Regions from separate parts of the Homo sapiens genome. Here region 1 is linked to region 2. A link is a contact called in ENCODE Hi-C data. All regions are on one chromosome and are shown on one strand. The core of a region is the stretch at or near the end of the contact, and the rest is flanking DNA. Distances in the headings are between cores, read along the strand shown.

What was found. Hi-C counts contacts between places; a loop is a spot of excess contacts on that map. Pooled maps may share reads with other maps.
Region 1: a loop to region 2 is called in a map of prostate gland, with 2.0 times the contacts of the local background. The contact joins the enhancer-like site here to the promoter of COL5A1 in region 2. A Hi-C loop is called at or near these places in 4 of 168 maps with a recorded cell type or tissue (Right ventricle myocardium inferior, aorta, chondrocyte and 1 more), 1 of 37 single-sample maps with no recorded cell type and 5 of 50 pooled maps.

Annotation. Positions count from the first base shown.
Region 1 is chr9:134,705,828-134,708,527 of GRCh38, reverse strand. The region is part of intron 4 of COL5A1 (collagen type V alpha 1 chain); the gene reads right to left. Among named protein-coding and RNA genes, the nearest start is that of COL5A1-AS1, 54 kb to the right of the region's middle. RefSeq lists an enhancer at 1-227. Within about 2 kb of position 1,412, at least 17 of the 41 ENCODE cell types and tissues checked have a DNase peak (open chromatin) inside an H3K27ac peak, as active enhancers do; they include prostate gland, where a contact is called at or near this core.
Region 2 is chr9:134,640,539-134,643,238 of GRCh38, reverse strand. It overlaps COL5A1 (collagen type V alpha 1 chain), which reads right to left and starts at 1,436. Exons shown (of 66, transcript NM_000093.5): 1 at 943-1,436. The coding sequence starts at 1,051. RefSeq lists an enhancer at 1-457.

The DNA of each region.
Region 1 (2,700 bases), core at 163-2,662, 65 kb before region 2:
GTGGATGCTAAGGAGACAGCAGGGCTGGGTAGATGCGGGTCTTGGACCGAGGACCTAGAAGGGTGACAGTGTCCTGTGTCAGTGCAGGTGCACCAGAGCCCCCACCCCGGGAGTTGCTCTGAGCCGCAATGGCAGGCGCACTGGCCAGGCAGCAGCAGGGACTTGGGCCAGGACTCGGGAGGGGCAGGCACACACTGCCTCCGAGAAGCCCTGGCAGAGGGACACCTGGCCTATCCATGCTGCCTGGCCAGTGATGGAGGCACAGAGACGACATAGCAGGGTGCCTGGGGCTGCCCGAGGCGGTGGAGTGCCCTGCCCTGCCCAGGTGCACACATCACATCCATCTCATGTCCGAAGTCAGAGTTGGCCCAGCCAGCCCCCCAAATGTGCCCCTCTGGGCAGCTTCCAAGGCGGGGAAAGCCCTCCCTCCCCGGACACCTCCCCAGTCCTCTCACAGGGGAACGCAGCTCATCCAGCAGAGGCTGAGCAGCAGGGCCCAGGGAAGGTCTGGCGAGGTGGGTTTTCCCAGCTCCGCAGCCCTCCCCCGACCAGGAGGAAAGGTCCTCAGCAGAATCCCCTCACGTCCCGGAGCCGCCAGCCGCACACAGCTCAGCACCCAGTCTCGCCCGCCTGTGTGCCGGGAAGTCTGCTCATCTTCACGGTTGCGCTTCCCTCCCCTGGGGCTTCCCCGGCTGCCCAGTGATGGGCTGCGGGCTCCAGAGCTGCCCTAGACCCAAGCCTGAGTCCTACCTGCTGTGTCCCACAGGCAGCCCAGGCAGCCGTCAGCAAGCCAGTGAGCAACAAGGTAGTTCTGGAAGGATCCAGAGGCTCCAAAGGCCCCAGCCTGGGAAGTTACAGCAAACGTGGACCTGGGCCTCTAACAAAGCCCTTGCTCTCCCCTTCGAGGCCCTAACACTGAAGGGCCTGACGCCCTGGGGGACGTTCCCACTCACAGGAATCCCAGGGCTCCTCTGTTCCCACTCACAGGAATCCCAGGGTGCCTCCGTGGATGGCTGAGAAAGGCCCACTCAGCACAGGCCCCACTCCTGCCCCGGGGAGAGTGAAATTCCAGAAAGAACATGTCAGTGGAAAAGCCAGGCCCCTGGAAAAAGGGAATCAGGGATTAGGTAAACCGCTCGGTGTTTTTCAAAGGCTGAAATGAAGGCAGACAGATGGAGGACCGTTAGAGCTTGGAGCCGACGCCATCACTTTCCCGCCAGCACCCAGGGGTTTTGCAGGGAGAGCTGGAGTTTATAGTCTGTTTGGTCTTGTTGCCCCTTGAAACCTTCAACAGCTTAAAAGCACATTTGGCTCCTGGCCCAGAACTCGCTGGCCGGCTGTCCCCCGGGGCAGTTCTCATCCCCTCCACGGCCCCCCTCCTGGTCATAGCTCACCCACAGAGGAGGGGCCTTCCACGGCAGGCCTCAAGGCAGAGGCACCCCAGGCCCCCTCTTAGTCCCGCCTCCCAGCCTCCCTGACGTGGCTCACTGGGCCAGCTCAGGGCCCATAGATGAGGTGAGACTCTAGAGAGGTGCATGGAGCCCTCCGGATCAGCAGCCAGGTAGCCCCGTGCTGCCCGCCACAGGCTGGGGAAGGTGCTGGGACAGGGGCTAGGCGGGTCCAGGTCACCTGTCACACACGGGAGGGACACTCTTGGGCCCTCTGCCCTTGCTAACAGCTTATGCTGGCTCTTCCTGGAAGGTTCCAGAGTTTCACAGACCCCATGGGCCAGGGGACTCCAGGGTCCTCAGGGCCTGTGCGGGGAGGGCTAGGAGAACAGAATGCCAGGCGGGGGCCCACAGTGCTGTCAGGCCAGCCTGAGTCCAGTCTCCTGCCACTGGTCCCCGGGATCCCTTCCAGGCTGGGGACAGTTGTGTCATGATTTCCGAGGTCCCAATCTGCTGTCATGTTGCTGAGTGACCTTAGGCAAGTGACTCAACCTCCCTGGTGCTGGCTTCCCAAGCTATGAAGTGGCAGCAAGACTCTCTTCTTCCAGGGCACAGTGGGGGTGGGCCCTGGCTGCTCTCCCATCCGCCTTCTCCTTGCCTGTGAAGATAACTCACACATCCCCACCTTCTGCAGGATGCCCCATGCTCACCCTGGCCACTGAGGCCATGTTTCTGAAAACACAAAGCTCGTTCCTGACTATGCCCTGGATAAAAAGACCTTCCTGCACTGGGGGGAGCCCAGCCCCTCTGCCTTCCCCTTCCTGCACGGTGGTCCTGGGCCTGCCCAGCACCTCTGGAAACCTGGGGCTTAGGGAGCAATGCCCTGAGTCCTCCTCTGACACCAGTGCTGGCCCCAGGGCACCGGCACATCCAGAAGGGACAAGACTTGGGATGAGAACTTCCCAGGACAATGTCCCAGGCAGCTCCGGCATACTCGCCCTGGGAACAGGCAGCATGAGAGGGCTTGGCCATCCCACCCCATCCTAGGAGACACAGCCCATGCCAGGGGGATCTCCTGCCAGCTCCACAGGGGCACTCTGCCAGGGGAGGAGGACAGGGGCCTGCGAACCCAAACCTTGCTGAGGGGCTGCTGTGATGGCAGGTGCAGGTACGGGCAGGAGGCGCCCCGGAGCACTCGCCCTAGCTGGGGCTGGCGGGACCCTCAGCCAGTTCTTTCCCCATGGACCTCTCAGCGGCTCCATCCTCCTGAAGGCCCAGGGGTCTCATCTTTATGGCAGGACTCACAGCATCT
Region 2 (2,700 bases), core at 187-2,686:
GTGAAAACCCACCCCGCCACTAACTACCAAGAGCGATGCCTAGAAAAACTCCCCCGTCAGGAAGCTGCGCCAGGGAGAGTTGAACCCTCGAGAACCCAGGCAGGGACGCAGACAGTCCCCGCCTTGAAGCGCCCTCCCCGGGAAGCAAGCCTCCTTCTAAGGGCTGACCCTTGGCAGAAGGAATCCCACATCTGCATATCATCCCAACCACTCACAGCCCCGCCTGCAAGCCCATCTCTGGCTTTGCTCCACGCATCCCATCTCTCAGCAGCGAATCCAGGAAAAGCTGCCTTCCAGGGATCAAGAAGTTTGGGGGTGGGATTAGGAGCAGGGCTGTCTACCACCCTGCAGGGGTCCCCAGTGCCCCCGAACACTTAGGTGACCAAGGCTGCAGGAAACGCTGTCCCTGGGGAAAGCAGGGCGCCAGCTCAGCCTAGAGTGACAGTGCCTGGGGGAAGTTCAGTGCTGGGGGCCCAGGCTTCTGGGATTCCCCCCATCCCCAGGAGTCCCGGGATTTGAAGGGCTGTAACTCTAGGGGGCGGCCCTGCCCGGTTTGGAGCAGAGGAAGTTCTGCTGTAGGGCTGTGAGGGCCCAAGCTGGGCGCCTGTGATGTGGGACAGAGAAGGAAGGTTTTTGGGACAAAAGTTTGCCCGCCTCGTGGACAACCCCTCCTGCTGATCCAGCCCTCGGTCCTTCCTCGGCTCGCGCGACAGCCCCACCCGACCCGCCCGTCTGGGGAGGGGGCGGCGGCGCGCCCGCGGGCATTGTGTCTGCGTGTCGTCATCTCGGGGGGGCCCCCAGCAAATGGCATTCGTGGTCTTGGCCCGTGCATTCCACAGGCCAAGGAAGAAAAGTTCTGCGGGCGAAGGCGCCCGGGGATGACAGCGGCGCCCGGGCTGCGCGCGCCCCATCCCGCAGCCCCGCGCCCCGGGGCGCCCTTACCTGCGCGGCTCGGAGGCGGCGCCCACAGCAGCAGCAGCAGCAGCGGGGGCAGCAGCGGGGCGCCCGGGCGGAGCGCGCTGCGCGCTTTCCAGCGGGTATGGACGTCCATGCCGGCGGGGCGCGGGCCGGGGCGCACAGGGGCGCTCGGAGGCGCGCGGGGACGCACAGGGGCGCGGGTCACGGCCCGGGCAGCGCACTCAGCAGGGACCGCACCACTTTAGGAGGTCATGGGGACCTCGGCACCCCCCGTTCTTCTTTGTGGCGGCGGCTGTTCTGGAAGGGGCGGCTGGCGCGCTCGCCCACGGGCGGGAGGGCTCGACTTTGGCCCGCGGGGCGGCCGGGACCCCGCTGGGCTAGCTCGCCCTCGCCTCCTCCTCCTCCTCCTCCAACTCCTTCTCGCCTCCTCCTCGCCGCCGCCGCCCCGCGACCCGCTCCCCGTGGGCGCTCCGCTCGAGTGAGGTCCTGCGCCAGCCGCGGGGACGGAGAGTGCGGACCTCGCCTTCGGCGCGGAGCACTTTTTTCCCCCTTTTCCTCCCTCCCTCTCTCCTGGAAGGCAGCCGCGGAGGCTGTCGATCCCCAACGCCCGCAGCAAATCAGAGCCCGGCGCTGGGCTCGGCGAGGCCAGCCCCCGCCTCCCACTGGGCGCCGCGGGCGAGGGGGTGGGGACAGCGGGCGAGTCGCAGCGAGGAAGGGGCTGGCCCGGGGCGGAGCGGACGTGGGGCGGGCGCGGCCCCCTGTTCTTTCTCTGAGAGCCGGTAGGCGGGCGGGCCTGGGGCGGCCTCGGAGCCCAGGGGCCCACCCTGGTCCCCCCACTGTTCCCACCCCAGGTGCCCGCACCTGGCCATGCTCCAAGAACCAGTGCAGAGGGGCCCCGAGGTTTGATCACTTCGGGTTAAAAAGAAAGTTGCAGTTTACCCCGCCTAACTTTTTCTTTAACGTGGAGGAGTTCAGAGCTCCTCTTCTGGGTGGAGACTAAACTTCCCATCCAGCCAGATCAGGGCGCCCAAGACTGTGGCCTACGTGTCAACCCGGACCGAGGACCTGCCTCCTAACTGCAGATTGGCACGGGACCGAGCTGGGGTCTGACTTCCCAAGAGCTCCCGGGACCTCCATGTGCTTGGACGGGAACATCTGGGTTATTAATCAGGCGAAGTTTGGCTCTGCGGCCCCCAGGCTCTCACCCCTCACTCCTGCCCACTCCCTGGTGGCCCCTCTGCAATAAAAAGGAAACCAAAGAAGGCATCCCCTTGGGAGTGACAGCTGGCGCAGGGAGAAGGCATTCCTGATCGGCTGCTCTCGGAGAAGAGCTGGGGCCCTGATTCTCCTGCCTGGCTTCTTTAAGCCCCTCGGGGTCTCCTCCAGCAGGAGGCCCGCCAGTCTCTGGGTGGTAGGTGGGCGTCTCTCCCTCCAGCTTCCCCAGGCCTGGCCTCCCTGCACAGCCTCCTGAAGCCTGACCCACACCCCTTCCCCAAGGGCTGCAGGGCTAGTTTTTTAAAAGGAGGGAATCAGAATGAATTAAGAACGATTTGCAAACCCTGGGCCATCCCCATTCCCTTTGAACAAACAATTTAGCCAGAGATGCCAGACAGGGCTGGGACTCCCCTCTCCAGTTACATCTCCAGACTGGGCGTGAAATTCCCCAAATGCTCTTTAATTCTCACCATTCTGGAAACAGGAGGTGAGAGAGGCGTCCGAGGTTAGGTTTGCCAGGATAGCCATGGCAGGCTCCGGAGCTGGGTGATAGGTCGCTGTTGCTAA